2 separate regions of the Homo sapiens genome follow, and region 1 is linked to region 2. The links are chromatin contacts, found by Hi-C or POLR2A ChIA-PET in ENCODE. All regions are on one chromosome and are shown on one strand. The core of a region is the stretch at or near the end of the contact, and the rest is flanking DNA. Distances in the headings are between cores, read along the strand shown. Region 1 overlaps ARMH3 (armadillo like helical domain containing 3). Region 2 overlaps ARMH3 (armadillo like helical domain containing 3).

Evidence for each region. Hi-C counts contacts between places; a loop is a spot of excess contacts on that map. ChIA-PET counts read pairs that join two places held with the same protein, here RNA polymerase II (POLR2A). Pooled maps may share reads with other maps.
Region 1: a loop to region 2 is called in a map of GM12878, with 2.9 times the contacts of the local background. The contact joins two enhancer-like sites. A Hi-C loop is called at or near these places in 18 of 168 maps with a recorded cell type or tissue (B cell, GM12878, IMR-90 and 7 more), 36 of 37 single-sample maps with no recorded cell type and 14 of 50 pooled maps. POLR2A ChIA-PET finds 5 or more read pairs at or near these places in 13 of 52 experiments (A673, B cell, CD4-positive, alpha-beta T cell and 10 more).

What each region holds. Positions count from the first base shown.
Region 1 is chr10:101,967,663-101,970,362 of GRCh38, forward strand. All of the region lies in intron 20 of ARMH3 (armadillo like helical domain containing 3), which reads right to left. Among named protein-coding and RNA genes, the nearest start is that of ARMH3, 87 kb to the right of the region's middle. Within about 2 kb of position 1,374, at least 3 of the 41 ENCODE cell types and tissues checked have a DNase peak (open chromatin) inside an H3K27ac peak, as active enhancers do; they include B cell and GM12878, where a contact is called at or near this core.
Region 2 is chr10:101,900,202-101,902,901 of GRCh38, forward strand. The region is part of intron 23 of ARMH3 (armadillo like helical domain containing 3); the gene reads right to left. Among named protein-coding and RNA genes, the nearest start is that of KCNIP2, 58 kb to the left of the region's middle. RefSeq lists enhancers at 2,106-2,265, 2,265-2,700. Within about 2 kb of position 1,315, at least 3 of the 41 ENCODE cell types and tissues checked have a DNase peak (open chromatin) inside an H3K27ac peak, as active enhancers do; they include B cell and GM12878, where a contact is called at or near this core.

The sequences.
Region 1 (2,700 bases), core at 124-2,623, 68 kb after region 2:
GGAGGCAGAGGTTACGGTGAGCTGGGATCGCGCCACGGCACTCCAGCCTGGGCTACAGAGCAAGACTCAGTCGTGGGGGGAGCAGGGGGCGGGGAACAACTCTAGGTGGCTTTTCAGAATACAGGCATCTGTCTGGATGCAAGCCTAAGCACTTCACTGACACAGAGGCCAAAGAATCAAACAAGAAAATGAAATGGCTCTGGCTGTATGCTATCAGCCTCTCCAGGTGAACACAGCACACAAGTCAGTATGTCAACAGCCTGCACTGACTAAAGGCTCCACATTCCTCTAAATGAGTCAGAAATAGAACAAATCCTTTCTTTAAACGGAAATCTGCTTCCATCCTTACCATTTTCCTTGCAGTCAATGTGTATCTGCTAAAAAAAAAAAATAAATAAGGTTCTCAACCATCTTCCATTCCCCATTTTCTTGCAGACAATGCAAACCTCACAATTAGCACCCAGCCTCTTCTTTTTCATGAAAATGAGTTTCCACATGAAAGTTCCCAGATCCTAGACTTTGGGAAATGTAGGGTCCCTGTGCAGCTGCCTCTAACCAAGCATGCTCAGGAGCCACTGCCTTCTTCTAGGGCCCTATACCACCTGCTCCTTTCCCCCCACCGTTTCCTAAAGGAGTGATAGCCAAAATCACCCTTTAAGAAATCTAAAAGTCAATGAGACCATGTCTCAGTGGAGCCATCTGACACAGAACCAATAACTTTACTTTTTGCCAAAATGAGGTAGGACCAATAACAGACTTGTCTTGCTCCCTCGAGATCCAGAGAAGGATGATACCTTATGAAACCACATGACATGTCCCTTTGAAACTAATATAGGCAGAGTAACCAAAAGCACAGCTAATCCTTCCCTGGTCCCTTTTACTTGACAAAATGCTCATGGGCCTATGAGAGTTGACATTTTTCTGGATAGGAAGTGACTGCATGCACAGAGAAAAGAACAAAGTGATTTCTTGCTCTTTTGGGGGCTTTTACGTGGGAATCTTTTTCTCCCTGTAACAGGCTAAACCTGTTAGAGATTCTTATCTTTTGCTTCTGCCAAGTTTCTGAGGGGATGAGAGAAAGATTCAAAATAGTGTAAATTTTGGATTCAGCCAAATGTAGTGATTTGAAAGGGAAAAAAGCTTCCTGGCATTCCTTTTTAGTCCTTGGGCTTTCTATACTGCTGTAGACAATATTTCATAACTACATTATAGAACCAGAAAGATACCTTCTAATGCCCCTGAATTAGAACATTCTAATTTTGAGAGGAATTGATCACCCATAGAGGAAAAGAGGCTCTCTATTTTTGCATATGGAAGCTAAAGCAGTCTTAATTAGGCACATCAGCCTAGAATATATCTTGTGACATATTTGCCTAAATCAGAGAAAATTTAGCAGAATGAGGAAGAGCAATTTTAAAAACAAGATAGAAATAGCAGCTGCCAAAATTCCCCTTCCCATCTACTCTAGTTTTTACTGCTATGTTCTTTCCCGCCTGGATACTCTCTTCAAAACTAAAAGAAGCAATGTTGTAGAGTTATATAAGATGTCATCACTGGAGGAAGCTGGGTGAAGGGTACATGAAACTCTATATACTATTTTTGCAACTTCCTGTAAGTCTATAATTACATCAAAATTAAAAGTTTAAAAAAGAAACTAAACTAAAAGAAGCACACAATGAAAAGTTCAAAGCATAGTTTCTCAAAATCAAGAGGGGCTGCTGAACTATCAAAGCTACATCTACACAAGAACTGCCAGATAAATCTATGGCTTGAGTCAGCCTTTCTCTTGAAAAATTTCAGTCCTGTATGGCAACACTTAAAAGTAAAACAAGCTTCCAACGAAAGGCTCTCAATTGCCAGTCTTGAGATGTACCTAACCAAGAAGTCATAGGCCTCTGCCAGTAATAGGAGAGCCAGCTGGATCCAGAACGCTGTGATACTCCCTGGGTTTTCCATTTTTCCCAGTAGATATCTAAAAGGTCAGGCCATGTACAATTTCTTTTTCACAAAGCTGTGAATGCTTTGGATGTTACTTAGCACAGTGAAGCTGAACAGATTGTTCTGGGGGCTTAGGGGGCCTTTCTTCCTGCAGGCAAGCAAATGTTGCTTAGTGATCTGTGTCTGAGCATAGGAGTCAGGAACTCTAAGTTCTAATCATGACTCTGTTTAGCGTCTGGTTCCATGATCCTTAGCAAGTCACTTAACCCTTCTATATCTCTACTCCCTTCCCCAACAAATGGGGATAAAAATAACGACTTATCACCGGGATGTGGCAGAGTGAGAGGGTAACAACTGTGATCCATAGATAAATGTTGAATATAAAATGTCAGTATAAATCTGCCTTTAAAACAACCCATGTTTTCAGACGATGGAAAGTCATACTATTTAAATGCAGCCTGCCTCTCCAATGCCCCTTCTTCCTGCAGTGGAAGTAAAATAAGCTGACTCCATGAAGCTCTGTTCAAGTATTTCTCTCTCCAACAACTACACACTTCTCTCTGCACATCCTGCTCAATCTTTGCTTAATGGCTTAGAAACCATCAAAGTTTCCATTTTTACTTGGTTAAAAGCAATCCATGCACCTGTGGGTAAGGAAGAATGAGAAAAACAAAAGAAATTACTAACTACTCTCTCTCACATCAACAAATCAAATAAACTAAGGTGGATGGCTGGCCCTATCAAAGGTGATGATGTCAGCTC
Region 2 (2,700 bases), core at 65-2,564:
AAGTTACTGGCAGAGTTCCTGGGGCTACAGAATGAAAACCTCTAATAATCTTTGGAATTGGTTTTCCTATTTCCCTTTTCCTGGATTTCCTATTTCCAGAAGCAAGGCTCCTCTACACGCTCAGAAATGCCAAATGAATATAAAGGAACAAAATGGCCTATAAGAAAATGTGTATTAGATGTTCTGTCCCTTTTCAGAACATAAGAAAATCCTAACACATACCTAAGAGGAATTCTGAAGCACTGGAGATAAGCTCAAAACCCCCAAAACTGATCTAATTTTGATTAATGGTGAACATTCCAATCTCTTGAATATGAATTAAGAACTTTTTAAAAACTGGCATGAGACAAAAACCTGAAATATTTTAATTACACCTCATTCCCATTAGCCCAATTAATCAATTTATTATAAGACACTTAAATTTTAAGCATGGGAGAGCAAGAAAATGAGCAATTGACTAGTCTTCTTTTCCCGTCACTTCAAAAATAAAGGCGAATTGGCTGGTCACAGTGGCTTATGCCTGTAATCCCAACACTTTGGGACGCCCAGGTGGGAGAACTGCTTGAGGCCAGGAGTTCAAGAGCAGCTTGGGCAACATAGTGAGACCCCCATATCTACAAAAAATTTTTTTTAAATTAGCCAGCATAATGTGCACACCTATAGCCCTAGCCATTCATGAGGATGAGGCATGAGAATTGCTTGAACCCAGGAGTTTGAGGTTACAGTGAGCTGTGATCATGCCACTGTACTCCAGCCTGGGCAACAGAGCAAGACCCTGTCTCTAAAAATAAAGGGAAATTATTTTAGTGGATCACATGCTAGACTGAGGAAGGAGGGAAATATTCTGTGGATCCCATGCCAGTTAGAGAAAAAGAGGCATATGAATCCTAAACTAGACTAGATGAGCCATACATAATACCTCAGTGGTGGAGGAGGAGGATCTCATGTGCACAAAGGAGGAAGAAACCTGTCAAGATTTCCCAGTGGTCCAGTGTGGGCCATATGGATTCCATACTAGATAGCAGTGGTCCTGATGTTCACATACAGGAGAGATGAGAGGGTGGGCCATATGGATCACGTACTGGTTTTCAAGTACTCCAGGAAAAGAATGAAATTAAAAGACACGGAAACAGGCTTATACTCCATCCCAGGGGGACCTTTTAGAACTCCTCAGGAAAGGCAATCAGCAAGTCTGCCAAAGTAATTAAGCAAACGAACATTTACCATAAAGCCCACATCAGTTAAGTGAACAAAGATGAATCTTATTACAGTGCACTGTCAGCTCTGAGCCTGCAGGTGCTAACCACTGAGACGTGGCGTTACTCGGCCCTAGCTGCTCACCCACCCACTGTGACAGAGAGCTTCGCCCTTCTCGTCAGCTCTGAAAAAGCAGGCTGCTTTCACCTGCTCCAGCACTGACTTATGTTGCTTTCAGACAGACCCTCACAGAGATGGCTTCCTATAAGAAGCCTGGGTGTGGATACTGTGGCAGGTGGTAGGGTTGGCTACAGAAGGGAGGCTTGAGAGGTAGAGAGGATGGGAGAAAGCAGGGGGGCTGGGTAGCAGTTATGTCAGTGAGGTAAAGAAAATGGGATAGTTTGGTAAATCAAGAAGTAAATAAAGAATAAACAAGCTGCCCAAAGTATTGAACCGTTCTGCCTAAGTGAAGTTGATAGTCTCTCTGAAAAGGGAAGAAGTTAAAACTTCATTGCAAAATAGTTTCTCCTCAAGGAAAGAAATATTACTAGGGAACATCGCTTTTCTAATGTTAATGGCAGCCTCAACATCAGCTTTATTAATGAGTTAGCACCAAAGCTAACAGGGTCAGATTTGTTGAGACCTAATCAGTATCTATTATTTAACAAAATCCACTGCTTGCTAGAATAAATGAATACTTATCAATTATCCTAAGATTTACAAATGGCACTTGAAGCACCTTTTGGCCCTATTTCTTTCTGCAAATAATTTTGAGAGTCAAAATGAAAGCCCCAAATTGACCAAATGCCAACCAACTACATCAGAGACCCAGAAAGCTTTTATTCAACAGAAACTCTCACAAGGGGAAGGCTGTTAAGAGTAGCTGTGAGACAAATTCAAAAAATCATATAACTAGTTTAAAAAGCCAAAGACCATATGTCTATTACTCAGAGGAACAGATATGAATAGACAGAAGTAGGTAAGGTCCCTGTGTCCAGAAACCGATACATCTCTAACTTATTATGGAGAAGAAATCCTAAAGACATTGCTGGGAGACAGATACAACCAACCAACTGAAGAAATGTCACTTGTGGCACTTCTGGGCTGGGCTTGTGACAGAAAATGATGTTGGAGGTCTCACAGCAGATGCACGCACAGGCACTCATACGTGCGCACTTCTCTTCAGGTCTAGAACAAGAGCAAACAAAGAGCTGTGGTAGAAAGTGATTTGCAACCTTACTTTCTACCACAGCTCTTTGTCTGCAACAGGGCCTGCAGTTTCCTTACATTCAAAGGCAGCGGGAGGTGGGAAAAGGAGGGGAAACTAGATGACTGCTACTCAGAACCAAGCAGCGCTGCCCAGGAGAGGACTTAATGGGAGGATAAATTTGGGGCCTGATTCTTTGACGGCACCTCCAGTAATAGCTAGTAAAGCAGGGGGTGAGAGCCAGCTCCAAACATTCATCATAATAGTGCAACAAGATGAAGGTCTTTAGGGGAGAG